Linked DNA regions of Mus musculus: region 1 is linked to region 2. The links are chromatin loops, found by intact Hi-C in ENCODE. Cell type or tissue: heart. All regions are shown on one strand. Links, peaks and the distances in the headings refer to the core of each region. The heading gives the core; the rest is flanking DNA.

What was found. Hi-C counts contacts between places; a loop is a spot of excess contacts. Peaks named below come from ENCODE experiments on the same cell type or tissue, not always from the same donor. Only the 100,000 strongest peaks of a DNase experiment are listed, where the experiment ranks them.
Region 1: it touches region 2 in a loop (4-fold over the local background); 11 of 42 quality-filtered maps call a loop at or near these places.

What each region holds. Positions count from the first base shown.
Region 1 is chr15:53,341,853-53,356,676 of GRCm38, reverse strand. Ext1 (exostosin glycosyltransferase 1) reads left to right here and starts at 10,494. Exons shown (of 11, transcript NM_010162.2): 1 at 10,494-12,275. The coding sequence starts at 11,314. In heart, for the core only: CTCF peaks have their summits at 10,254, 10,458 and 13,290; DNase peaks (open chromatin) are centred at 9,406, 10,466, 12,256 and 13,286; H3K4me3 peaks cover 5,519 bases; H3K27ac peaks cover 4,454 bases.
Region 2 is chr15:52,702,003-52,716,714 of GRCm38, reverse strand. Med30 (mediator complex subunit 30) reads right to left here and starts at 4,270. Exons shown (of 4, transcript NM_027212.2): 1 at 4,029-4,270. The coding sequence starts at 4,205. In heart, for the core only: no CTCF peak of the experiment used is centred there; a DNase peak (open chromatin) is centred at 4,334; H3K4me3 peaks cover 1,546 bases; H3K27ac peaks cover 1,339 bases.

The DNA of each region.
Region 1 (14,824 bases), core at 6,825-14,824, 630 kb before region 2:
TTACTGAACCTGTCAAGGCTCAGTGTTCTATGTAGAAGAGGAAGCAGAAAGATTTTGAGAGCCAAAGGTGGTCGATGTCTCAAGGAAACAGAACTGATGCATATATGAATTTACAAGCACTGTGGCTGCACACACTAGCCCTGCACAGGATCAAACCAGACTAAATCCAGGCACTTAGCAAGGGAAGTGAAAACAAATCCCCACCCCCTAACGAAGACGCTATTTGCAGTCTGTATTTTCTGGGAAAGAGCTATTAGTTTTCTCCAATGGAGAGTCATATTAATCACACTCCAGGGCAGGACCCATGCCCAGGGGTAGCTCACCAACAAAACAAACCCCATGTGTTTTGTGTGTTTGTGTTGTGTGCATGTGTGTGTGTGCGCCTTTTGACCTTTGTCTTGTTTTAGTAATTTTTCTTTTTGTCTTACCAATTTTCTTCTTATAGTTTGCCTGGTTTCCTGTGTTTCCTGAGGTGGTTTTGTGTTGTTATTGTTTTGTGTTTGTTTCACAAGAGAGAGAGAGAGACAGAGAGACAGAGAGATAGAGACAGAGACAGAGACAGAGAGAGAACATGAATGAAGATGGGCAGATCAGGAGGTGGGGAGAATCTGGGAGGAGTTTTGAGAGGGAAAAGAATATGATCAAAATATAGAGCATGAACATATATTGCTTAAATATTTTTTGATAATTGTGTGCTTGAATAGAGGTGTGCACAGTTAACAATCAGATGAGACTACGCCCCCACAAGGGTCTCTTAAGGTTACATCTACTCATGAGCATGAAGAGGCGGCTGTGGCCCAAAGGTCATTTAGTCATAGTGGCTTCTTTAACAACCAACCAGTCCCATATTTTTGGTCAGATATGCAGGAGAGTGACCCTTTACCTCCTATCGACAAATGTGTCTCATTCTAAACAGCAGGTTTGTTTGTGCCTTCCTAGAAACCCCGAAGGAGTAGCATTCATTCTCTTAGTCCAAACAGCAGGTAATTTAAGACAATTGGCAGTTCCTGCTGCACTGAATCCCAAGACCAGTCAAAGCAAGGAGGGTGACAGGTTAGACTAGAGCTCAGATGGAGCAGCTCTAGTCATTGGGGGAAATGGTGAGCACTCCTGTAGTGGGGGTTAGAGGGGGGGGGGGCGGACTCCAGAGAGTATCTACCTCATGTTTCTAACAGGCCTCAAGTGAGGGTTCCCATTAGCAACAAGTCACCATAGGCCAAAAAGAACAAGAAAGAAATCAGAGTTATCCCATCTGCAACAGGACTGAAAGCTGCATTTTTTTTCCCCCTCAACATGAGGAATTACTGGACCAGCAGCTCTGGTAAGCAACTGCAGACTTAAGTCTTCAGTAGGAGGGAACAAATAGGAATTATGCCCCTGTGAGCAATTCCCTGCTCAAGGCTTTTATTTAAAGCCAGAATGCGTATTTTTAGTGTACTTTAGTGAGCTTCAAATAATCAGATTTTTGTTGACATAAGGCCTGTGCTGAAATTTACATACAAATATACCAAAATATATTTATTAGTTATCTTTATACAATTTTCCTTAGTGTCTGTGTTGCCCACACGTCTACCATGTGATCTGTGTCAAGAACATGAAAAAAAAAAGTTATTTGAAGAGACAAGAGTAGATGTAGAAGCATTTGCTGAAGGTTGACATACTGGGTGGTTACAAAGATATGTGAATTTCTAATTTGAAAAATGGTTCTGTTTGATTAGATGTCAACTTTTCAGAATGATGGCTCACCAAGGCTTGAAGAACAGTCTCTACCCATGCATATTTGAGTGTATTTTTTACCTATTCATAAAGATGCCAGGCATTGTGAAAATGGCCGACGATTTGCTCTTAAGAAATCTAGGGTTTAGAGAAACGTAGGCCATTCAACCTAGGAAACAGTTTTAGAGCACCCAAGGATATTTAGTTCACTGGTTCTGTGTATGCGATTAAGGAGTCACCAACTACACATGACTTGAATGTCCATGAATTGTATTTAGCTCACAGAGTAGATGTGGATGTGGCTTAAACGTACGTGATGACTGGGGAAGTACTTTATGACTTTCCAGCGTCTCATAGTTATCATTTATAGCACCAATCATTTATTGAACCATAGTAATATAGAAGCACAAGAGGGTAAGAAAAAAAATGCTCTAAGTTCTATTGACAGCTTAGAAGACAATACTGGGTATAAGAAATTTAAAAAATAGAAATTTAAAAAATCCTGGCAGTTGTAAGAGAATTGCACCATTGCAAAGAGGACGGGAATTGTGAGCAGTCCTGATTTCATCACGTTCTACAGCTGACATTTCAATTTCTCATTTTTCTCTCAGTTACTCCATCTATAAACAGATCTATAAATATGAATAGGGCCCCACAAAAATGTAGTTTCTTCCGCTTGTAAACTCTAACACGTCAGTTTTATTGTGATTATGTCTTTTCCTGTCTTGTTTTTCTAACCTGAGTTCTAGGAGACAGTATGGTACAAACACTTTTGAAAAGAAACCCAAGCCTTTGGGGAAACCAACAGCTGCCTAGACAGACATGCAGGGTAGAACGCAGATCTCTTCCACCAGGGGTCAGTAGAACGTCTATGAGGCTCTTAAAAGTACAGACAAACTCAGAGAAGGGCAACTTCTTGTCACCATTTGTCCTTCAGAAACACCCACAAGAGGCTGTTCTATCACTAGGAATGGCAGCCAGTTCCAAGTTGTCAAACACACAAAGGACACAGCGAAATATGACTTAGTCCGACTTGTCAGTTTATGGAAAACCAGAGTTAGTAGGAGAGAGACTTGACTGTTTCAACTGCAGTTGGGAAAAACACTCTTCAGTTAGCAGGACTCATTAACGGTCACTAGGTGACTGGCCAGTGACAATTCTGTTTGTCATAATTTCCTTATCTTGAAAATAGGGCTTGAAGTTTGCATCCTCTTCCTGCCATTGTCCTGGTGTAAAGGGTAAAAAAATTTAAAACTTTGTATTCCTTGTACAAACTAGTGAGGCAGAGGGTGTAGCTAGGTTAATAGAGTGTTTGCTTAGCATGGTAGAATGCTCAAGTTAGGACCACAGTACCATGTAAATTGGGTCTAGGGATGGATACCCTAATCCCAGGACTGAGGACGTGGAGGCAGAGGAATCTAATGTTCAAAGTCATATTTGGCTACCTAGCAAGTTTGGAGGCCAGCCTATTTTCAACCCCATCAAAACAAACACACGAGAAACCTGACTTTCAGATCGATTAAATAGATCAGCAGATCTCAACCTGTGGGTCTTGACTCCTTGGGGTGGGTGGGGTTGTCAAATGATCTTTTCACAGGGTTGTCCAAGACCATCTGAATATCAGATATTTACATTATGATTCATAGCAGTAGCAAGATGACAATTGTGAAGTAGTAATGAAAATGATTTTATGGTTGGGGGAGTCACTACAACATGTGGAATTCCGGCCCCTCAGGACTAGGAAAGTTGAGAACCATTGAACTAGAAGGAGCTAATGGAAATCAGATCACATCACTCCCATGCTGAAAACTTTTCTAAAGGTCTTCCCACCCAGGAAATAAAATACCAAGGTGTGCAGGATCGCTCTAACTTCTCTGCATAGACTGCCAGTCCTGAATTCCTTATTCTCCAGCTCCAGCTCAGTTTCTGTGGATATTAAAATCCAGTGGCTCTCAGCATACTTCTCCAGTCTGGTGTCCTTAACAGCCCCTGCCCTAATAGGGAAGTTGTTGGAAAAGTAAATTCTAGGGTCACATTCCAGAACAAATAAAGCAGAAACTCTGGAGCTGGGATTTTGTCACATTTTTAAGCAGCCTGCATCTCATGATAAGCAGGTCTTGTGGGCATCCCACAATGCACTGTCCCCTTACAACAAGTGAAACAGAAGTTCAAGAGCCCCTGACCCAAGCCTGAGTTTTTCCTTCGTAAAACAGAGCATCACCGCCGGGCGGTGGTGGCACACGCCTTTAATCCCAGCACTTGGGAGGCAGAGGCATTTCTGAGTTCAAGGCCAGCCTGGTCTACAATGTGAGTTCCAGGACAGCCAGGGCTACACAGAGAAACCCTGTCTCAAAAAACCAAAAAAAAAAACAAACCAAAAAAAAACCCCAAACAAACAAACAAACAAACAAACAAAAAACCAAAAACAACAACAACAACAAAAAACAGGGCATCACTTCTTCTCCAACCTTTGCGGTCCTGTCGTGGCACTGGGGAAAACTTCCTGCTCATGTACTGTGTACAAGAAGCCATAGAGAGATCATGCCAGGCTTTGGCATGACTGGGACAGAAGAACTACTGGCAGTTTCCGCATCCAGTCTGGATTCTGTCTCCTCATTTGTTCCAGCCCAGAAGAATAATACTCAATTGCTAGGAACCTTAAGAAGATCGGGAGATGGTATCTGTGAAATGCTAACCTGGAGTTTAACACATACACTGCTCAATGCTTTGCTCTGACCTCGATCTGTGGAAGCCAGATGAGGCCCTTCACTTCTACTGTCTTCCTTTCTTTGAGGGTGGGGTTCCTCTCCCATCCCCCCACATGATCTACACAGGATATCCTTGACTATTTATGCTGGGGAAAAAAATCAGCATGTTCCATCCTGCATCTTTCAGTAGCCCTGCGCGCTAGGCCTTCAGAACCAACCTCCTTCAGATTCCTTCACAAGATCCTGACATGCAAAGGGAAAATCCTGCAACTCAGACTTCTGATCCCTGGCAGGAAGGGCCTTCATCCTCCAAGATGACCCAGGATGGTCACTACTTGCTTGTTTTTTCCTTTCTTCTAACATCACTTAGGGTACCACAGGCAGCTCTTAGCCATTCTAGGCAGCTCTTAGCCATTACTGCTGCAGATGCTGTCAGATATCCTCCACACATATCACCATGTGCCCCTGTCAAATAAACATTTTGTGTAACCTTATTAAAATTGATCATGAACGTTGTAGATCATTTAATCATTTATAAATGATTGCACTTCAGTTGGTGTTCATATTTTGGAGCCAACTTTCATTTTCTATAACAAATATACTTACAGATCTGAGAGAACCTTTTGTGTGTATGGTTTTGTATACATTAAAAGGAAGGTTTCCTTTGCCTGCCATTCATGGGGTGGGGGTAATCCAACAAAGTCCTCGTCCTCCTTTTTTAAAATTGCTAATATTATCAAGAGCCATTCCAGAGTCTATATGCTATCTGGAATACATGGGTATCGGGGTGGATGATGCTCCATGTATTTAATGCTAGAAACATGATGTACTTGTGCTTGCGCCCATAGTTACCCAAGACTTTGATGACCAGATCTTACACTGGCCATGTATACTGTAGATTTCAAAAGTCTTTCTTATAAATATGTCTTATTTGTTAATTAATTCTTGTTTGATGCCTACAGTAGAGTAGCCCAATGAACTACACATGATTATTACATCTGTTCTCAGGTTTGCCAGTGGGAAACTGAAATGCAAGAGGTCAGCTGATCTACTCAGGGTCAGACAGTCTGAACTTGGGAGTCAAGATGAGAATACATGTTCTCAGGGATCCTTTGTGCCATATGCTACTGAGGACCTTAGTTGGTCCTGCAAAGGAACTCTCCAAAAGGATCTTAATCAAAGCTTGGGTGATTAAGGTACCTTCATTGTCTACAAATGCCAACCTTGAATATTCTTTTATTTTACACACAGACAATGGGATTAAATTAAATAATCAGGTCAAGAGATATTTGTTGACTAACACACACTATGATAGTGGTAGTTATTGGTGACATAGTAGTAATCAAACCAAAGAAAAATCAAATTAAGTTCCTTTCCTATGGCTCATTATCTAGAAGTAACAATTAATTAACAAGTCAATATAGAGTCTGTCAGGCCATTAAGGAAAAAGCAAAAGCACAACGAAGAGATGGGAAAATAGAGGAGGTCTTGTTACTTTATTTAGTGTTGTCTATAGTGAGGTGGCATCGTAGATGAGACTAGATGTGAAGCACTGTTTCATGTTTCAAGTTAAATATACCATCACTTCATATTGACCTTTATTGAATATGTGGGAAAATAAAATCTACTGTCTTGGGTGTGCTAGGTGGTACGAGCCCATAATTCAAACATCTCAGGAGATCAAGGTAGGGGAAGTTTGAATTCAAGGTCTACCTGGGAAACTTATACTTTACCTCAAATTTTAAAAAGTAAGAGGACACTTGCCTAGCATATTTAATGCCTTAGGTTCCGCATCACCCTCAATAGTGAAAAGAACTATTATTTAAGCAACTTCTAAATAGAGGCAGTGCCCCCACCTCCAATGGCTCAACTTAATGAAATGAATATATTTTTATGATGGTATGGAAGCAATGCATATTTCACATAAATCAAACTTTGAATTTTGTTCTGAATTTGAATAAGACATGGTGTGATCTTACCTTACGATGTTAAATAAAGCAAGAATGGCTAGTAGCTGCTCATGGCTTCAGGGTCACAGAAGAAAGGAATAGATACTCTAAAGTGTTCTGTGGCTAAGCGACATTGTTCAGTAGGTAAAAGAGTGTTAAGATGAGTGTTTTGGTCCCCGATCCTATCACAAATAGAGGATGATCTATATATAACCCAGTCGATGCTATTTTTTTTCTCATTTTCTCTTGTCTTTATTTAAAGACAGGGTTTCCTGTAGTACAGGCTGGCCATAAACTCATTATATACCAAAGGATGGCCTTGTACTACTGACCACCCTGCCTGCATTTCTACAGAGCTGGAATTACAAATGCATACTGCTATTTTGGACAATACAGTGTTGTTAACTATAGTCACTGTGCCGAGAGCCCAACACTTATTTAGCGTATTGCTGCAAGTTCATGTATTCAATCAATATCTCTCCATTTTCACCTTAGTCCTGTCAAACTCTTTTCTACTCCCTTCATTTTTGAGTTCAAATACATTTTAATGTTTTCTTTATTTTTTGAGAATGTAATTAAATCATTTCCCCTTCCTTTTGCTCCCTCCCATATACCTGCTTGCTCTCCTTTGATTTCATGGCTTCTTTTTCATTAATTGTTGTTATGCATGTAATATATATGTGTAATATATGTGTGTATACATATACATATGTTTAAATTGAGGTTGTAACTTATTTTGTTTTGAGGATACAAATAATTGAACATTTTGCATTCTGGGCCAATGCTCTACCACTCACCTGTAGCCTGAGCTCAAGGTTTTTTGATCCAATATATAGGCCAGATCATGAAGTATTTGTATTTCATTTTCTGGCTTACTTCATTTTGTATATTGGTTATCAAATTTATATACATTGTTGCAAATTGAAATTTCCCTTCCTCTTATGGCTAAGTAATGTTCTATTTCATATGCACATTTTTGATCCATTCATCAATGAACAGAAGCCTACATTGTCTTTATGTTTTGACTATTGTGGAAAATGCCACAATGAAAATAGCAACACCAACACCTCTATGATCTAGTAATCTCAGTGCGTTTGGCTTTAATACCAAGTCAAGGACTGGTATTTTTGGATTATGTGACATCGTTTCTTTTACTTTTAATGGTTTGAGGAAGCCTTTATACTGTTTACTAAAGTACACCAGTGAAAAGTGAGTTCCCTTTTCTTTATGCCCCTTTCAAAACTTGCTACTTCGTGTGTTCTTGACATAGCCATTCTAGTAGGTATTGAGTGGGCATCTTCTTGGGGCTTTACTTTGCATTTCTGTGATGATTAGTAATGCTGAAACTTTTAAATATACCCATGGGGCACGTGTATGCCTTCTTTGTGAAAATGTCTATTTAAATCCTTCGCCCATTTTTTATTTTTGCTATTGAGTTTAATAAAGCCCTTGTATATTTTAGATATTAACCTCCTTTTGATATATAGTCTGAAGCTCTGTTCTCCTTCCCTATGCTGCCTTTTCATCCTGTTGATTCTCATCTTTGCTGTGCTGGATGTTTTCTTAGATGAGTCAATTACTTTTGCTTTTGTTGTCTGTCCTTAAGAGACCTTCCCTTGGAACCTTAAGTCAAATTTTAATCACTCATTCATTAATTCATTCAATTCAGTATTTGAATTCTACCTAAATCCAGGAACCACCCCAGGCCCTAAGGATTAAAACAGAAGAGTAAGGTTGGGGACCTAGCTCAGTGGTTAAGAGCAGACAATGTTCTGGGAGAGGAGTAGACATTCAATACTTAGCATGTAAATTGTGTGGCTCACAGCCACTTAACACTGTAGCTCTAAGAGGATCAGATGCCTCTAGCCTTCACAGTTACCTGCATTCACACACACACACACACACACACACACTTAAAAATAAATCTTAAAATACTAAGACTATTCATTCTGATTAAACAGGAAAAAGAAAAGAAAAGGAACGAAACTAAGGCTGGAGAAATGTCCAGCAGCTAAGAGCACTTGTTGCTTTTGAAGAAGTCCAGAGTTCAATTTCCAACCCCAGCAGGATGGTCCCCACCCATTCACAACTCCAGTTCCAGATCTGACATCCTGCTCTGACTTCCATGAGTATCAGGCTTATAGGTGGTGCACGTACATATATCCAGGCAAAACATCGCTACACATTAAATAAATATTAAATAAAGATATAATAGGTGAGTAGATCTAGTGAAAAAATAGGGTAGGAGTGTTAATGGATTACATTACAAACTGAGACTGGCTGATTAAAAAAACAAAAACAAAAAACATTACTCTAAAACATCACTTCATCAATGAGAAGCTGAGAGTAAGCCGAGATCATTATTCCTAAGGTTCAATTGCAGAAACACGGGCTGAACGTGTTTCCCCTCACTTTCAGTACCATTTTTCTCCTACAACATCAACCACTAATGAACTGAATGCAAAGATGTGCTGTGAGCTGAGGGAACCACAGTTAGACAAGAAAAGCAAGAGACTTTGCCAATGCAGGATAAGAAGAGTCCTATCTTCTACAGGGTGCAGGTTGTTTGACAGCCAGATCTCAACACAAAGAGCTCTGTCTTGAAGACTGTTCATTGCAATCCCCCTGAGACCTGGGGTCACTTGTGGCTCTAATCTCTACCTTTACCTGAACCGTTTTCATCCTGCTCGGAAAATGACTGAACCCTTACTCTTGTTTCAGGCCTCTCTAAATCCTGTGGTGGGGACAAAGTAAATCATGAAAACCTACTTCATCTTTGGCAGGTTCAAAATGGGCAGAGGTTTCAGAATGTACCAAAATATCCCACCCAATATCTCTTCCCTTCTTTATTCAAACAAATCTGAAACAACAAAGGTTGAAAACTTTCCACTCTGCCTTATTATAACCATACCATGGGTACACAACCGGCTGGGGTTTTCAGTAGCCCGAGGGAGGTAGGGATGTGTCTGCTCCCAGCTCACTCACTCCCACAATAAACAATCACTAAACAGCTTGCTGCCCTAGGCAACTGCTTGTCCAGCTTGGCCAGGCTCTGAGGCTAGGGTGGGTAAGTGTTCTAAGCCAGAATTCAGGCTGTGAGGCCAGGTAATGCTTGGGAGTCTAGCACAGCTTGGAGGTCCTGGAGGTTCCTTTCAGAATCATCCAATTAAGTTCACTCAGAATGACAGGGGCTTGGGGCAGGGGAGTCGACAGAAGGAAGGTCAATTGAAGGAACCGTGGCACATTTATTGTAAATACATTTTTTTTTTTTTTTTTTTTTTTGCTTCAAAGGTTCCCTTCTACAGCTAGGGCCAGGTGACATCTTAAAAATACCACCTCAGGAAGAATAACAACACCGATGGGGGCAAAATGAAATGGCTTTCTTTTCAGCCATTAGATCCCTCCCGGCCCAATATCAGTGAATAGAACAGGTGGGAGGGATTCGGGAATGGAAGAGAGGGCACGCAGATCAGATGGCTTTAGGAGGTGTCTTCTCACACTCAGCCACAGATCCATCGGACTGTGACAATTCCTCCTTATTGTTGAGGATTAGGGTGTCTCGGCGAGGAAGACAGAAAAATAGGTGGATTACATAGGGGAATTAGAAAGACCACTTAAACGTTAAAAACAAGACCCACCAAAAAATTGGTCCTCAGCGGGTCCAAGTGTGGGGGGAGAGACATCCCGACCTGCGCTCGCTTTCCATGAAGTCCCCACCCCCCTTCCCCTCGCTTCTCCATTTTCAAGGCATCCTTCTCCAGGAACCGGTCCTCTCAGCCTCCCGGCGGGGAGGCGTTCCCGGCTCGTGGAGACCCGGGGCATCCCGAGCAGCGGGCTGCTGGCCACGTCCCCACACTTCCTCCCGCGCCTCTGGGGCCCGTCTGGTCCGGGTTGCATTCCCGGCCCGGCGTGCAGAAGGCCGGCGGTGGGCGACGCCCGGCCGGCTAGCGCTCCGCCCGCCGCCCGTGCGCTCCTGGGTCCCCGCGCCCGCGCCGCGCCGCGCCGCGCCGGCGCCTCTGCCGGCCGCCGGGGGTTATGAATGGGCGCAGCGGAAGCCCCGCCCCACCCGGACGTGACGCCCGGCCAATGGCAGCGCGGGCTGCGTGGATGGATGAGGTCAGCGCTGTCGTGTCGGGAATGGAATGTGTAAGTGTAACATTCAGAACCGGGTAACATTCGGCGACCGAACGCGGCGGTCGGCAGTGATAGCGCGGGGCCTGCGAAGCACCGCTCGGGGCCGGCACTGCCCGCGGGGAGGACGCGCCGCCGCCGCCGCCCCGCGCCGCCTCGTGCCGCCGGCCGGGCCGCCGCGCGCCCGGGGAGCCGGCCCCGTGAGCGCAGGAGTAAACACCGGCGGAGTGTGGGAGCCGCTGCAGAAGGGAATAAAGAGACATGCAGGGATTTGTGAGGTTACGGCGCCCCAGCTGCAAGATGCACTAGCCGGCTGAAGCCGGGGCGGATTGACTTGTTGGAACCGTAGTGCTCTGCACCGGAGTGTGGATGAGTTGAAGTTGCTTTCCCCGGGCTCGTTCTCCACGCCGCCGAGAGGAATCCGAGCGGAGAGGCAGTCACTTCGTCTTGCCATTGATTGGGTATCGGGAGCTTTTTCTTCCCTGCTCTCTTTCTTTTCCTCCGTCTTGTTGCATGCAAGAAAATTACAGTCCGCTGTTCGCCCGCCCTGGGTGCGAGATCTTCTGCCCGGCTCTCTCCCGTGCATTGTGCAGCCCAAAGATGAAAGACCGAAGGGGAGAAAGTTAAAGAAATCGCCCACATGCGCTGGATCAGTCCACGGCTTGGGGAAAGGCATCCAGAGAAGGTGGGAGCGGAGAGTTTGAAGTCTTTACAGGCGGGAAGATGGCGGACTGGAGCTGAAAGTGTTGATTGGGAAACTTGGGTGATTCTTGTGTTTATTTACAATCCTCTTGACCCAGGCAGGACACATGCAGGCCAAAAAACGCTATTTCATCCTGCTCTCAGCTGGCTCTTGTCTCGCCCTTTTGTTTTATTTTGGAGGCGTGCAGTTTAGGGCATCGAGGAGCCACAGCCGGAGAGAAGAGCACAGTGGTCGGAATGGCTTGCACCAGCCCAGTCCGGATCATTTCTGGCCCCGCTTCCCGGACGCTCTGCGCCCTTTCTTTCCTTGGGATCAATTGGAAAACGAGGATTCCAGCGTGCACATTTCCCCCCGGCAGAAGCGAGACGCCAACTCGAGCATCTACAAAGGCAAGAAGTGCCGCATGGAGTCCTGCTTCGATTTCACCCTTTGCAAGAAAAACGGCTTCAAAGTCTACGTGTACCCGCAGCAGAAAGGGGAGAAAATCGCCGAAAGTTACCAAAACATTCTAGCGGCCATCGAGGGCTCCAGGTTCTACACCTCGGACCCCAGCCAGGCGTGCCTCTTTGTCTTGAGTCTGGATACTTTAGACAGAGACCAGTTATCACCTCAGTATGTGCACAATTTGAGATCCAAAGTGCAGAGTCTCCACTTGTGGAACAATGGTAGGAATCATTTAATTTTTAATTTATATTCTGGCACTTGGCCTGACTACACTGAGGACGTGGGGTTTGACATCGGCCAGGCGATGCTGGCCAAAGCCAGCATCAGTACTGAAAACTTCCGACCAAACTTTGATGTTTCTATTCCCCTCTTTTCTAAGGATCATCCCAGGACAGGAGGGGAGAGGGGGTTTTTGAAATTTAACACCATCCCTCCTCTCAGGAAGTACATGCTGGTATTCAAGGGGAAGCGGTACCTGACAGGGATAGGGTCAGACACCAGGAATGCCTTATATCACGTCCATAACGGGGAGGACGTCTTGCTCCTCACCACCTGCAAGCATGGCAAAGACTGGCAAAAGCACAAGGATTCTCGCTGTGACAGAGACAACACCGAGTATGAGAAGTGAGTAAGGGCTGCCTCCCTTCGAGGCTCGGCCCTGGGCCCTGGATACCTGAGTCCAGGTGGGAGGGTGGGGGATGCGGGGTGGAGACAGAAGCCCTCAGTTCTGTTGCTTCCTTGGGATCCAGCGGCTGGGTTCAAGTGTGTGGGGTGAGCTTGGGCTTCTCAGGCAAACTCGACAAGAGTACTCTCTCCAGTCAAGTTGGTGAAGAAGGGAATCTTCCTGATACTTTGAAAACCATTCAGGACCCATGTGTCTTTGGCGCATTATGGGGGCTCGGATCCAAGTTTTGGAAAGGGTACTAAAGGGTATTTGTGACGACTCAGAGAGACACATGTTCTACGCAAGTCCACAGACTCTGACCCCTGGGCTTTGTCTGTTTCTCTCAAGAACATGGGTACCTGTTCTCTGTGCAGTTGGCTAGGCTTAAATTTGCACCTTCCCCCCTAAGCTTTAGATTCTTGATTCCTAGAATATTTTCATTTTTACCTTCCCAACTTGTGACTGCCTCTTACTTCCTCTACAGCACTGATGTTTATGAAGGGTAGAGTGTAAGCTGGTTAGGGTCATTCATTCATTCATTCATTCCTATAAGCCCTCTCTTTCTTGGGGAAACTTTAAAATCTGGGCCTCAGGCCCACTGCAGTGAACTACCCTTACTAATTTAGATTTCCCTTTCTTCTTTGTCTTTATCTATTTGCATATAAATGTGGACTGTTACTCTTTGAATGGGCTTGAGATGCCTCCTTAGCCTCTGTGGAGGGGAGAGTTTTGTTTAGTTGCTAAGTAACTGAGTTGGTTACTTTGTAGCCCCTTTCAGTCTTCCTTTTCCTCGTCTTTCACAGTCGCTGACACACAGGATTTCAGGTCAAAGTTAGAATCCACAAATCTGCTTGAAACCGAGGCTGGCCTGTGGGTCCATCGGTCAGCTTCCTGATAGCTGAGGTCAGTGCCCCAGACTCACTTGTGTCCGGCTGGGAAAGAGTGAGCGCCTATGGTGCATTTCCACTTTACGCCAGTTAAAAACCAGAGCAGCCTTGTGCTAGCTACCCAGGGAAGGAAGGAGAAACCTCTCAGCTGAGTACAAGAGGAACTGGCAGAGGTTGGCAGATTGTGCAATTGATTCATGAAATGCAGAATAGGGGAAAAGGCTTCCAGATGGGGTTGGATCAGGAAGGGGTGGGGGTGGGGGTAACCGGGCCCTGAAATGAAAGGTGTGATTATTTATTGTCCATGGATTCCCTCAGACTCTCTGGTCTTGGTGGGAGTGATTGGATGGGATAGTAAAGTCCTCCCCGACTTGATCATAGAAGGGAGAGGAAATATCAAGCCTGGGGCTTCTGCTTCTGAGCCCCTTGGACGTTTTCCGTTTCAATCCTGGGAAAAGCCTGAGGCCAGGATCAATTGTGAATCCATCGTTCCTTTCCTCTTACACACGGAAGTTCTGCGTGAATGTTGAGTGTTGTTGTGACAGAGTAAAAATACTCTTTAACTGTGGTCAGAAAGAAACTGCTTTGTTGAAAGGACAATATACTTTGATAGATTCTGGGGGTGCTTGTGCCTTCTAGGAATTTCTTTGGCTGGCGTGAAGAGGCTGATCTTTTGATGGCTTCTAAAGCAATCTCTCCAAGCTTTATAGAAAGATCATGACGTTCTTCATTCGGAAAGAGCGGATGTTCCTTGTGTGTTCGACCCCCCCACCCCCACCCCAGATGCCAATTCTTTACATTTTCTATGGAAAACTTTTGTTTTCTAGAGAGCGGAGATGGAGAAAGGTGTGGTTGATTGGCTTCGGAGCAACTTTGTTTTGCTAATTGAATGTAATTAATTTTTCACCTTTCGGTCCTTGGGCCAAGAAATCTGACACCCTCCACCTCTTCTTGATTTAAGTTTAAAGACCACCTGGGACGGGGCCTCAGGATCGTCTCTGTTTGGGACTGTGGCATCCAGAAAGAAAACAAGTTTACTATTCTCCTGAGCAGGGTTTTTCAGGGCTTTCTGTTTCCTTTTACAATCCCGCTAGCTCTGATTTTGTTTACTAGGATGTGTTAGTAGTGCAGACTGGAACTCCTAGAGATTTAACTCCTTACCCATCTTGGATTGTCAGAATTGTTTACTCACAAATATTGCTGGGTGTTTGTTTGCTTTTGACTTTGGAATACACAGGGTGGAAATAAGAATGCAGGAATCTGGAAGCCGTGACTATACACCAGGCTACACCGATGCTGCACTCGGAAGTAAAGGGCAATGCAGAATTCCTCAGCCACACTGAGGCTAACCACACCAGACCCTTGGAGATGAGATGCTGAAGTCAGATCTGTGGAAGTGGTCCTTCCTGGAGTCATCTCTGAGTTGATTTTTACCCAGGGTTTAAGCAGTTTCCGAGGTGTTCTAGGCATTCATTTGGTAATGGCTTGTAAAGACGAGATCAATTTTCATCTACTTCTCTTCTGCATTAGCAAGTACCTATGAAAAGGTTTCAACTTAATTTGCCTCGGCAAGCAACCTGGTATGGGTTTGCTGGGGACACCGGATCTGATAATTAGATTGG
Region 2 (14,712 bases), core at 1-8,000:
TCCCAAGCTTAACAACCACAACATGTATGCAGAGGACCTAGCATAGACCCGTGGTTCCTGCTTCAGACTCCGTGAGCCCCTGTGAGCCTGCTCAATGGAAGTTAGCTATTTCTAAAAGTTCCTCACTGGGTGCAGCTGCACCTGTGTGTGAGACTTTATCATTTGTTCCAGCATAAGAGTAAGAACTTTAAAGCACTCTGACTACTGTACTTCCTTGCAGTGGAATACTACAAAGGTAAAGAAAGAAAGGAAGAAAGAAAGAAAGAAAGAAAGAAAGAGAGAGAGAGAGAGAAAGAGAGAGAGAGAAAGAAAGAAAAGGTGTACGTTCTATACACATATGAATAAATTCCAAAGTCTATCCAATGAAAAAGACAAAGTACAAAGTAGTATGCATATCATACTGTTATCTGTGCAAAAATGAGGGATAAGACAAAATATACCCAGATTTGATTAAATACGCAAAGAGAATTTGGAAAAGAACTATAAACAGTGGTTAGAATCATTAACAAGCACTGCTTACAGACAGGGATTAGGTCCTAGCAGACAGGGAATAGAAAGGAAAACATTCTTTGCAGTTTTTTATTATTTCTAAATTACGAATATATTATGCAGTCAAAATATGAAATAAAAGATTAAAAGGATAACCAACAGAGTCAAAGCAATCCCATTTTCTACAGGGAATCTTAATCTGGTACTCAGGGGTATTTGGGGGACATATTTCTTAACACCTTGAATACTTTTCTTTCAAAATGTTTGCTAATTTCTTTCTCCTAAGGAAAGTCTACAGTTTTCCGACTCTTGAGCTAATACACAAAGAATGTTTTTTTCTCAAAGAAATGCTTAGAAGTAACTGTACCAGTGTGTAATTACGCATTTTCACGGACTAATGCAGACGATTTGAAATCTGGGTATTTTAAACAGCATGGGTAGTCCCGTCCCCCCTGCTGGGAGCTGGGTTAGATCCTCACTGGGCCAGAGGATGCCAGAAACTGTGGTATGATGTCCCTGTTCGTAGGGTTTGCCCCTAGGTATACAGGCAGAGTACAAGATTAATAGAAATGAAGCAACAACGATAACAGTGCGCTGTAATGAAAGCTCCGTACAAACAAAAGCTAAGTGCAAGCTGCATTCCTCTTCTGAAAATATCCACTTAAATATCCCTATGAACCATGAATAATAGAAATTGGATAAGCAGCCTATGGTTAATTGAACACTCATGTTGTTCACAGTTAAGAAAGTCTATTTGTATCATCGCTTTTGACTTTTTGGAACTTGAAAGCTGTTGTGGCTTTTTAGAGCCATTGTAAGATCCCCCAAGGAGTCAGAGATGAGTTTGGGCACTAACTGAAAGGCAGACAGGTAACTTGCAGCCCTTACAAACCAGTTAGAAAAACAGATCTACCTGGAGCTCGGTTATGGGCCGGGACTTTCAGAAAGTCTCTTTCTTGCAGGTGATGGACTTGAATCCTATCTGTTACTAAAAGAGATGGTTTAACAACAACTTAACGATGCAACAACAGGTTATTATAGTCATCTGTGACGGTGGGTGGTCCACTTATTCTCTCTTTGATCCTCAGTTTCCTTAACTGTAAAATAGGAATAAAAAAAATACCTCTTGAAATTGTTCTTACAATTATGTACCCGACCAAGAAGAGTAATTGGCGAGGGTTTAGTGTCTGTGACCATACCTGCTTCTACACACTCTAACCCAGCTGCTGGCACAGGGCAGGCTTAAATATAAGAAACACAGTGCCCGCTGAATTCGGAGACATCATACAATCCACACTCTAGACATTTCGTTATGAATCCATTCACTTGAAACTGCCAAAGAATTTCAAACTTCTCTTTTGAGTCCACTTATCATGGTACTATCTTTGTGTAACATTTCACACTGAGTTACTGATAGAGTGCTAAGAGAGTCCCACAAAACAGAAACACGTTTATAAAAATCGAAGAAGAAAATCTCAATTATCTTTTCTTAAGGCAAACAAAAGCCATAAAATACTCTTTAGGGCACTGTACTGGCTAGTTTTGTGTCAACTTGATACAGCTGGAGTTATCACAGAGAAAGGATCTTCGGTTGAGGAAATGCCTCCATGAGATCCAACTGTAAGGCATTTTCTCAATTAGTGATCAAGGGGGAAAGGCCCCTTGTGGGTGGGACCATCTCTGGGCTGGTAGTCTTGGTTCTATAAGAGAGCAGGCTGAGCAAGCCAGGTGAGGCAAGCCAGTAAGTAACATCCCTCCGTGGCCTCTACATCAGCTCCTGCTTCCTGACCTGCTTGAGTTCCAGTCCTGACTTCCTTTGGTGATGAACAGCAGCATGGAAGTGTAAGCTGAATAAACCCTTTCCTCCCCAACTTGCTTCTTGGTCATGATGTTTGTGCAGGAATAGAAACCCTGACTAAGACAGGCACCCATAGAAGTAAAAGATGTTAACAGGCTCCAGATATGGCATCAATTATACTATGCTGAGTAGCTTTGGGGCAGTCAGTTTACTTCGCTGACCCACAGGCTCCTCAGGAGTAGAACAAAGATGCTTTCTGCATCTTGTAATGTGAGGATAAGCAAGCTCTAAGAACGACTAACAAATGGTACTGTCACAATCTGGAGCCAAAAGATGAACTTAGACCCAAACGGATTGCCCATATCATCCCTTCAGAATCTAGCCAGGAGATAAACACAAGGAGAGATTCAAAGAGCAAAACTTCCACAGGAAACATCCATTGCTTTTTAAATTTTAAGTTTGATACCAAAAGCAAGAACTATGGATGAACAAATCAACAAGTAGGATGCCCTCAAAATGATAAACCCTCTGCTCCTCAAGAAGAAAAGAAATGAGTGGCCGACTTAAGTACCTGGGAAAGTAAAGAGAGACAACAGTAACAAATGACGATAAAGCAGAGGTAAACAAGGACCCTCAGAGATGGAGATTCAAATAGATCAGACACATTAAAAAAATTACACACACACACACACACACACATACATACATAATTCAGCTATTCCACTCTGAAATCAACTGAAACACATTCCCATACAAAAAAATCCATTAAAAAATTTTTGTCATTATTTACAAATTCGTTCATACAGATGAACGAATGCAAAGGCTGCCACGTAGTCACTCAACAAATTAGCAAGAGAAAAAAATAACATAAGTATATGCTGAAAGAACCTGGACCAATAGAGCTCACATGCTATGTGATTCTTATCACATACAACTGGAAAAACACTAACACTGGCTCCCTGGGGATGGAGGCAAACATGCCACGGGATGCAAGGAAACTTCTTGGATAACACTTGTTTTCACTCTTGCAACTATGATAAGGTCACAAGTATATTCCTAAACATATGCCATAACTTTACATTTGCACAGCTTACTGTAGTCTAGTTAAGTCTAGAAAGGGGTTACACTATTGTCTGAATTCTTCAGCTTCGGGGCATCTCCTTCAGGAGAAATTTTGCTCTAAAATTTTTAAAGTAATTTTAAAAAGCAAGTACAGCGTGATCCATTTGAACTTTGAAAAGCACGATGGGGTTGGGGGACAGATATGCTTGTGACACTTCTAGCGGTAATGAGCATAGCTAGTATAGGAGTCGCCTGGGGTGGGGGAGAGACGCATGCTGGGTAACAGTTCTGGGGAAAATAGGGGTGACCATGTCTGGAATCGCTCATGTCAGATGGCAGACTCATGCTGGGGACATTGGCATAACGGGGTGTCCACCCGTCGTAACCCTGAGCAAGAGATAGATGCACGGTGGGGACTTTGGGTATAAGGGGGTGTGTCCATGCCTGAGGGTTTTCCAGGGCGTGAGACAGACACATACTGGGAACCAAGGGTGTAAAGCAGGATGGCCAGCCTGAGGTCTTCCAGGTATGGGGTAAGGAGGAGGTGGGACCTCCACACCTGCGGCCTCTCAGGGCAAGGGGATACACGCTGAGGACCTGGGGTGTAGAGGCGACCCGGCCACCCTGAGGTCGCCCGCGGAGGCCCGCTTTCACCAGCTCTGTCACCCCAGGCGCCCACCTGCATGTTCCTGAGCAGCTGGAAGATCTCCATGGTGCGGTACACGATGTCCTGCACGGTCTCCTGCCCGATGCGGCACAGCGTGGCCGTGTTGACCTCGCGCGCGGCCTGCTGAGCCTGCGGGCCGCCGAAGGGCCCGGACGCCATGCCCGTGGGCGCCAGCGGAGGGGTGGACATGGCACCCCCGGCGGCTCGGGTCCGGCGCGAGCCCACTCGGCCGATTTCAAAAAAGCGGCGCCACTTCCGCCCGCCGCGATGCAAGCGCTGTACCGGAAGACTGGCGCCTCGCGGAGCCTGACGCGATTGGGCTCCGCAGTTGGGAACGGTAAGACAGACAGGAAATTACCCAATCAGAAGTAGAGTTCTGCCCAGGGGGCGGTACCAGTGATAGATGGGGTGGGCTTTCCCAGAGTTCTGTCTGTGCCCTAAGTTGTGTGTCTGGCTGGTTCTCTGCTTCTGTTGGGTTCTTGCAGAGCATTCTTTCTCATAACAAACCTATGAGACATGTCTAATTACAGATAGGATGCAGGTTCAGAGGGCTTGAACTAGTTGTTGCACTGGCAATCTTCTGTTCAAAGTCAGAAAACATGATTTCTGTTCTTGTACGCTTCTGGGTAACAAGAAACCCACCACCAGGATTGCTTTTGTTCCCTGTTTGAGTATTTTCCAAGTTCCTCTAAGTAATACACCTGTAGACATGCACTACTTTCTGATTGTGAAACTCCAGTAATAATCCCTCCCCAATGTACATCTGAAATTGCAGCCCCAGATACTTCTCTGCATTTCCCATACATGTCTACAAAATATTAATATGTAAATTAGACACAGTAAGACATTAATGGTAATGTAAATATAGCAATATATTACAGTTACTCCTAACTTGACTGTGCTAACTATTCCTAACTATGCTGTGCCCAGGATAGAAATAGCATAGTAAAAAGTTCAGTAGAAGCTGCCCTCATAGAGAATAAACATTAATTACTGTGATGACTGTGTTAGGATGAGAGCCCAAGGTCCTGACGTCAGGGTGCTCTTTAGTGGACCTTGTACAAGATGAAGGGAGTAAATCTGGGTCTTAAAAATAGATGAAAATGGAGCACTAATTACACCCAAATTGTAGCTTTGGAGACCCAGAAGCCATCACCAACACTTGAGGGAATGCTTTTATTATGGTGAGTATTGGGAAATATGATAGAAGACAGGTAAACAATGGAGGATCTAAAACCATGTAAGGACACTCTGACTGAGCGACAAAGCACATCATAGAAGTGTTTCAAGGAGACAGATCTAAACGTGAAATCTTCAGGACAGATTTAACTGGCTGTTCAGTGGAGAGAGGCTGGTGAATGGTGAGTGCTGCTTCCCTCCTCTTGAAGTTATTGATGCAGATGATCTGAATTAGTGAAGGACTCAGTGGGCGACTTGTTAGCGAAAATCTACAGAACCTGATGTTGTTATAGATGGGTGCATCTGGAGAAGAAGGAATAAAGAGAGCACCTACTTGTGACCTGAATAAATGGTGGAGCTTCTGCCATATCCAAAGAGAGGGAAGAAAAATCAAATTTCAAAGAAGCAGTTCATTCTGTTGTTTTCCTAATGCCTTGATAAAGCATTACCCCAAACTAACATTTTTAGAGCTCAGACACCCAAACCAACTTCAAGGTGGTGGCATGGCTGTGTTCTTTTCTAAACTACCAGGGACTTTCCAATATCTTGTCTTTTCCAGTTTCTAAGGGCTACATGCATTCTGGGTCTTACAGTTCCTTATTAGCTCAAAATGGATTTCTACCATATTTGAGGTCACCATACATTGCTACAAAAAGAGGAATTAGTCTTTGACCAACATTTATGAGAATGGAAAAAAATAGATCAAAACCATTTCCCCCTCAAGGTTCTCTTACAGTGAGTGCTACCTCTGCTTTTTTTCTGCTTCTCCCTTCTCCAGTCAAGGATCTTATGTTTGTGTTAAAATGACCCAAATAATTCAGGCTACCTTCTGATTTTAAGGTTAGATGTCCTGCAACTTCAGTTCTATTTACTACTTTAATCTCCAGCCTCCTTGTCATGTAATACATATTCACAGCTTCAGAGGATTGGGAGGTAAAAATTTTGGGGAAAGTGGCTGTGGTGGTTTGAATATGCTAGGCCCATAGGAAGAGGCACTATTAGGTGTGGCTTTGTTGGAGTAGGCGTGGCCTTGCTAGAGAAAATGAGGCACTATGAGCTTTGAAGTCCTATGCTCAAGCTCCATCTTTCATGGAAGAAAGCCTCCTCCTGGCTTCTTGTAGAAGACAGTCTTCTTCTGGCTGTCTTTGGATCAACTTTGTCTTTGGATCCTTCTCCAACTCTATGTCTGCCTATATGCTGCCTTGCTTCCTACTATTGTTACTACCTGCCGCCATTCCAAACTAGTGGTTTCAGAGGGATAAAAGCAGATAGGGGTGGTGGCTGGAGCACCAAGCTGAGAGTTCCCATCTTAAACCACAAACAAGGCACACACACACACACACACACACACACACACACACACAGAGAGAGAGAGAGAGAGAGAGAATAGCAACTAGAAATGGCATGAGTCAAATTCTCAAAGCCCACCTTTAATGAGACACTTTCAACAATAAGACCTCACTGCCTAAGTGTCCCCTAAACAAGTATCACCACTGTCCAAATTCCAAAATATGGGGATCCTCTTATTCAAAGCACCCAACAATGTATCAGCATTCAGTGGTTTCAAGCTGCAGAGATGTTTCCGTGAGTTCAAAGCTCAACACAGGTTCTGCCATCCCAATAATGCTCTGCATGCAATGTCATGCTTCCCCTAAGTCCTGGAGAATGTTTCTGTTCACATCACTAGAAACCCAGTGCCTTGTGTTAATAGGATGACCAATATCCACATTTTCTCACTGGTTATAAGACAGGCTGACAGAATATGTAAATGTTGCTTCCTCACCTGCCTCCAAAAGAAGGGCAACCTTCCAGAGTGGAGGTCCTGTGGCCTCCAAAGACAACTCTGTGAATCAAGAGTGCGGTTTTGCACCCAGAGACTGCCCCACCCGGGGATCCATCCCATATACAACCACCAAACCCAGACACTATTGCAGATGCTAGCAAGATTTAGCTCACACGACCCTGATATAGCTATCTCTTGAGAGGCTATGCCAGTGCCTGGCAAATACAGAAGTGGATGCTCACAGTCATCTATTGGATAGAACACAGGGCCCCTAATGAAGGAGCTAGAGAAAGTAACCAAGGAGCTAAAAGAGGTCTGCAACTCTATAGGAGGATGGCCTAGTCAGCCATCATTGGGAGGAGAAGCCCTTGGTCTTGCGAAGATCATATGCCCCAGTACAAGAGAATGCCAGGGCCAGGAAGTGGGAGTGGGTGGGTTGGGGAGCAGGGCAGGGGGAGGGTATAAGGGGCTTTGGGGATAGCATTTGAAATGTAAATGAAGAAAATATCTAATAAAAAAATAAAAGAGTGTGGTTTTGCATGGTAAAGAGCTGGGTGGTCACTCGGAGCTGGAGTAGAAAGACCTGGCAGAGAGACACAGAGGGAGCCCGGAACAGAGCAGAGATGTAGGCAGAGAAAGTCACGTGGAGAGCTCAAAGGACTGAGCAGTCCGGTTAAGTTAGATGGGCTAGCTGAGAGACTACCCCAGCAATCAGGCTAACAGCTCTAAACTATATAGATGGCGCCGTGTCTTTATTATTACTAAACCTCAACCAGGACCCCAAAGCCCCACAGTTGGCATTTTGTCTAGGCTCCGCCCCAGAGTTACCTGGCAATAGCCAGGTGTGCCTGACTTATTGTGAAATGGGCTTCTTGTCCCCTCCTCTCTTTCTTGTTCTTCTTACCCTCTTCCCTCTCTCTGCCTTCTCTCCCTTCCCCCTCCTCTTATCTCTCTCCACGTGCTCATGGCCAGCCTCTTTTCTCTCTCTCTCTCTCTCTCTCTCTCTCTCTCTCTCTCTCTCTCTCTCCTCTCCAACTCTCCTCTTCATGCCCTGAATAAGCTGTATTTTATACTCTACCATCCTGTGCCTGGTATAATATAGAAGGGATGCCTCAGCATGGGCCCACAGAGGCACCCGGTGTCCCCACACTGTACCGCACCTCTACAAAACACATCCCTAGTTTCTTTTTCTTTTATAAAACAACACCCACAATAATTGCGGGCAACACTATTCTCTGAGCAGGCCTCTATGAAACACAGAGAATGAGATAAGCACACGCATGCATACATTGAGTTCTTTGGGTTTCCTGATTGTGGGTGAATGCTGTTTGGTTTGCTGTTGGGACAAGGGACTGGGGTGCATGTTTTACATATCAAAGCAGACCTGGCCTCCAGGTTCTCCCAGAACCCCTCAGTCCTTACCTGGCATATCCTGGCCCAACCCTGAACTTTCAGCCCAGGGTCTGTGCTACCATTTCCGAAGAGGCTCTTCCCTCCATAATCCAGACGTTTTGCTCTCCCTCTCCCTGTCCCTCTCCCTGTCCCTCTCTCTGTCCCTCTTCCTCCTTCCTCTTCTTCCTCCTCCTCTTTTTCTCTTCTCTTTTCACATGCACCCCTTCTCTCTTTCTCCCCAACCCCTTCCCCTTTCCCCAGGGCACCTTCCCTGGCCTTGGTCTGAGAGGAGCGTCCCAATAAACCTGTTTTTAATCTAATCTAATCTAATCTAATCTGGCTTGAATTGGCTCATTTCATCGGAGGCAGAAATCTAACCTATTCGATGTGACCTGTTGTTCCAAGCTCATTATGCTGCCTGACTTCTCTGCCATGATGAGCTATACCCTTAGACTGAGAGCCACAATACATGACCTTTCTCTTAAGCTGTTTCTATCCGGGTGTTTTATCACAAGAAAAGGAAAATAAACCAAGCCAATAAAATATCACCTTCATGTCCAAAAGGTAGGTTTTCAGCAGGGAATTCTTGCCCAAAGTTCCAAAGATAGTGAGGAAATAGAACAGAGTATCTAGCATCCATCTGCAAAGAGAGAATACATGAGTTTTATTAGGCTATCTGGGGTAAAGGTCATATGTCTCAGGGTTCCTTGCATCTTGTCCAGGTTATCTCATTAAGGTCCTCCTAGTGAGTTATGAGTGACATATACCTGTTGGTACTTTACCTAAATGTAGAAGAAAAAAGAAAAACAACCTGTTTCTTTCTTCCTATTAAATGTAAGAGAAAAATCATGAATGTATCTCAAGTCAATCCTGGTTTAGTGATTTTGTGCTACTTGCATCCAAGTCTAATGCTTACTGCTGAAGCCAGCAGTTTGGTCACATTTGTCCTAAATACCACATGTTTGTGTCAGAAACTAACACAACCTCCCCAACACAGTGAAGTGACTCATCCCCTCTACCCAGTTTACCCAAAAGGCAAATTGTTTTTTCTTTTGGCCTTGTCCACTCTGCATAGCAGTGACGGTGGCTCTTACATAATTTCAGGCTAAGTCAGCAGTGTGCATGTTGTCATGGGAAATGCTAGCCTTTGCATTTTCTAACAACCTAGGAAATATGTGAACAATTCGGAGATGGTTTTGTGGAGACAGGTCACCATGATAGGTGATGTAGAAGGCCACAGGGCACCATTTATTTAAACTCAAGGCTGGAAAAAGCTGAGGAGGAGGATGACCCCATAGGAATACCAGCAGTCTCAATTAACCTGGACTCCTGAGATCTCTCAGACACTGAGTCACCAACAAGGCAGCATACACTAGCTTCTGACACATATACAACAGAGGACTGCGGCATCTAACCCTTGAGAGACTTTAGACATCAGGGAGTGGGGAGGCCTGGCAGGGATGGGGGGTGGGGATGGGGTGGGAACATCCTCTTGGAGACAGGGAGAAGGGGGCATGGGTTAAGGAACTGTGAGAGGGTAAACTGGGAGGGGGATAACAACTGGACTGTAAAAAAATAAAAGTATTTTAAAAAAAATAAAAGGAAAAGAAAAAGAAAGTGCATCGAGTAGAAAGTACCAGACTTTAGGGATAGAATAAGAAGTTATAAAATGGAGAAAGAGCTAAAAAACACTATGGATGGAAGCCACCCCACAGGTGACCATGGTAGGTTCTAGACTTGGTTTGCCATTGTATTACTTACTTTTCTATTCCCATGCTAAGATGCCATGACCAAGGCAACTCCTAAAGGAAAGCATTTGGTTTTGGGCTCTCTGTTTTATAGGGCACTGGAATCTATAACCATCAAGGCAGGAAACACGCCAGTGAGTAGGCAAACATGACACTGAAGCAGTAACTGACAACTTACATCTGATCCACAACCATGAGGCTGCCAGAAAGGAGGGAAGGAGGGAGGGAGGGAGGGAGGGAGGGAGGGAGAGAGAGAGAGAGAGAGAGAGAGAGAGAGAGAGAGAGAGAGAGACAGAGAGACAGAGAGACAGAGAGACAGAGAGACAGAGAGAACTAACCAGGAATGGCAAGGGCTTTCAAAACCTTAAAGCTCACCTCCAGTGACACACATCCTCTAATAAGGCCACACTTCCTAATCCTTCCCAAAGAATTCCTTCCAAATATATGGGCCTGTAAATCTATTATCATTCAAATCACTATAGTCATTAAATGGTTTGTTGTCCTGGACTGACTAATAACCCAAGAAGTCTTTCATATTAAGCTCTTGCTTTCTTGGTTAGATGGCATAAGTGTCTCCCCCCTCCCCCATCTGTATTCACTAGGACACATCATTTAAAGGCCCTGGCAAAGGAAAGAAATGAGAACAAGCCATTACTGTTGTGACCTTGGTCCTCTAGTAGTTGTGAACAAAATACTCCAGTTTCTGTAAAATTTATTCATGACTAAGAGCCTATCTTCTTTTTTCCCCCCAATTCAGCCACTCATAGACTATCCCTTCTGGACACAGAATTATTGAATTTTAACAAACACTTATTGGGCAGCTATAATTGGTCAAACTAACAAGCACTTAGGTTGATTTAGACTATTGCCTAGACCCAATTAGCATTCCAATTTAACAAACTGTGCTAACTGGTCCCTGAAGGTTCATTAGTGAAGGTTTCCTTTGCTTCCCAAATGCTCACTTAGAATACCATACTTAAGACATGCAAGATTTAAATCACAACTTCACGTTCTCGAACAGTTCCTCTTGAAAGTTTAGTGCCTTTATAAGCTTTCCTCGACTGTTTTGGATAATTTAGATGCCTAACATCTTTTCATTAATGTCATGGTTTTTGCCAACTGAAGTCCAGTATTTACAAACACTTAGCTGGGATCAAAAGATATTTGGAAACACCATTAACGAGGGCATCTGATTTAATTAAATAAACATGGTTTGGATGAAAGGAGACTTGCTGCATGGGAATTAGCCTATTGCTTGCGGTTGCTTCATTCTGTAACCACACATTCCGGTATGTGATGGGGAGGAGCTCTTTGTTACGCTAGAAGTCAGTTCCTCATCCTTTTTGCAAAAGGTTTAGAGACATCAAAAGAGCTAGTAAAAAAACACATTAAGTTCTTGTGATTGCTAATATTTTAAGAGGAGTGTTTATGAGACAGTGTAGAACAAATAATCAGTGCGTCATAGTTTCTGCTGTATTCTTTCATAACTCCTGCCCACCTCGAAGATCCCTGTTCTCATGATTTTTCATAGAGTCCTTTATGAAATTTATTCACCATTATTGTTAATGGCTTACAGAGTCAAGACTTACAATCTTGTAGAGGAAAGAAACTGCATTTGCTCACAAGTACCGTTGTTGCCTACGTTTCCCTTGTTCCAAACCAGACAAACTCTACGGCTTCAGAACGCAAGAGTTGAGATTTGATATAAGCCTTGTGGGCTCTTTAAAAGCAGAGACAATGATTGCAGAGGATATTGCTTTACTGATTTTATTTACATGGGATAGCGATGTTAGGTAAAATTTGTCTGTGTTGTAATGTATTTTTGGATTCTGGAGGATTAAAAGTGAAGGGTTGATAAGACAGGGTTTTCTCTCAAGAGGACCTCAAAGAAAGAATGAGATTTGGTTATATATTTTTTCTCCTGATTTTTGACAAAATCTTGCAGGGTACTGCTGTGTGTGATTCTGCACCAGTGTTCCCTTTGCTAAGGTGAGGGGTATATGTTCTCACCTTTGGCTTAAACAAACTTCTGAAGGAGGAGTTGCTGATAATGATGAAGAGGCTATATCTTGTATGTTGGCAGTGGATGCAGCTATCAAATCAAGTGGGAGGGTTCACAGGTATTTAAGATGGTGGTATGTATGTGCCACATGCCAAGTTGTTAGGAATGAGCTGTCCAGACCAACAGCTCCTGTTCCTCACTTGTCCCCCCATGTCACTGAGGTGATTTTTTTTTTTTTGGTTTTTCAAGACAGGATTTCTCTGTATAGCCCTGGCTGTCCTGGAACTCACTTTGTAGACCAGGCTGGCCTCAAACTCAGAAATCCGCCTGCCTCTGTCTCCTGAGTGCTGGAATTAAAGGTGTGCGCCACCACACTCGGCATTGAGGTGATTTTTATGATGAAGCTAAGGATCCCAAAAGTAGGCTACAGGGGCAGCCCCCTTTCTTGTTATTCCTCACCCATCCGGAGCCTTGGAGGAGGAAACCAGGGTTTCTGTGATCATTGTCCTAATAACCAAGAATGGAGGGTATATAAATGCTGAACTCTGAAGTAAACACCGGGGAACTGTAAAGGTCCATTTTCAACCACAGTTCTAATGTGCTTTAACAATTAAAGCTCAAAGCAGGCGTCTAGGACACAGGCTGTGCCATGACCACTGACAATAAGAATCACTGATTACTTTTGTATGGAAGAACTTATAAATGGCAAGGAGGCTTTGCGTATGCACTCAGAGTTATACCTACAATGTCATTACTTCTAATTTTCCAAATTCAAAATTATTTTCTTTCTCTGTATCTACTTTTGAGAAGTACTTTACCTTATTTATTGATCATTTTACCTTTACCACATTCCATATATAGACTATGGAACTCTTTTCTCATAGCTGCCATATATTCTCATTTAAAAACAATTACTGCTTACTATTTTGATAGTTTACATCTACTAAAAAAAAGCTGATATGTACTAAAACTACAAATATAAAGTATATAGTTTAAGAAGTTTTAGCTTTCTGTTAAGACAGAGTTTTGATATATAGCCTAAGTTGGGCTTATTTCAGCCTTCTTATTGATAGAAATGAAGACATGTGCCAAACACTGTGCCAATCTTTGACACATTTTTAATACCTAAACCTACAAGCACAATCAAGATGCCACACATGTCTACCATTTCCAAAAGTTTCTATGTGCATTTGTGCTTCATACCAGGTAACCATTGATCTATCCTGTCATTGTAGCTACATTTACAATCCCTAGGTTTCTACAAAAAAATGAGAACATATAGTGGGCTATCCTTTTTGGCCTGTATTCTTTTATCTGATATTAAAGTGATCTGTGTTGAATGTGTACTAGAGATGAACATGTCTTGGCTATTGGTTATAGTTGTGTTATATAGTTTGTACTCTTTTGTTTATATAGTCACTACTGATTGACATTTGGGTGTGAATGGTCACAGAAAAGATGCTTTGAATGATTTTGCAGGGTCTTTATGTGGATGTATGAAATTTTAGGCTGTTTCACCCCTTTTGCTCCCAATGGCAGTTTATTAGGTCACATTAACCTCAACACGGGCCATTGTTTAGTTGGTTAATTTTTATTATTCTAAAATGTGTTTAAAGGTAACATTTTTCCATTTTTCTTTTGATGATAAAGTTGAACTTACCATATATCTCTATAGTAAAGTATGTTATTTTAAAATTATATTTCATATCTTAGGATATTAATCTCAAAAATTCTAAACACTTGTAGTCACACATAGTTTAAGGTAATGGATTTGCAGACAAAAGTCTGCTCTTTTCTCACAATTTTATTTTCCTTTTAGTTATGTGCACATGTGTGTGTTGGGGGCAGGGTATAGAGGGAGGGCATGTGCACATGACAAGTTCAGGTGTTTACAGAGTCTGGAGATGCCAGCTCTCCCTGGAGCTTGGGTTATAGAGTGTTGTGTATAACTTGGATGTTAGGGTCCCAACTCAGGTCCTCTGCAAAAGTATCTCTTGCTCTTACCACTGAGCCACCTTTTTAGTCCCCATGAATGTGTTCCTTTTGTTACCAAAGCATTGCCTTTTGCTTGCTTCATCAACCTATCTCTCAGGCTCTAACTGTAGAATAGCATCTTTCTATATTATTAGATATGTCATATATTTCGATGACATAGGGAACTAGGAACCTCCTGAAGTGATACTCATTCATGTAATATATTTTGATGTCATGAACATTGGAGACTTACTCATTAGATAGTTCTCTTTTTATCAAAATGTAAATTCTAGGTATTTGCCCATACAAACTTGAATAGATGCTTTCTGAAATGAATTGAGTCCTTGGAAAGTGTTAGTGAGTCCAAGTGACTCACTGAATGAACCATGCCTGTTCCGAGTTTTACAGAGCTTACATCTATTAGCTCCTTCACATGTATCTTAACATGGGCACTGTAATGATTCAGAACTCATTAGGAGCTTGTGTTCTGTCTCTGATGATCAATGGATTGCCTTCATTTACAAGATTTTTATTTTTGGCTGTTTCACATAAGAAAAGATGAAGACTAATAGATAAACACATCAAAACTAGGAAGTTTTGTGCAGTCTTAAAATAATT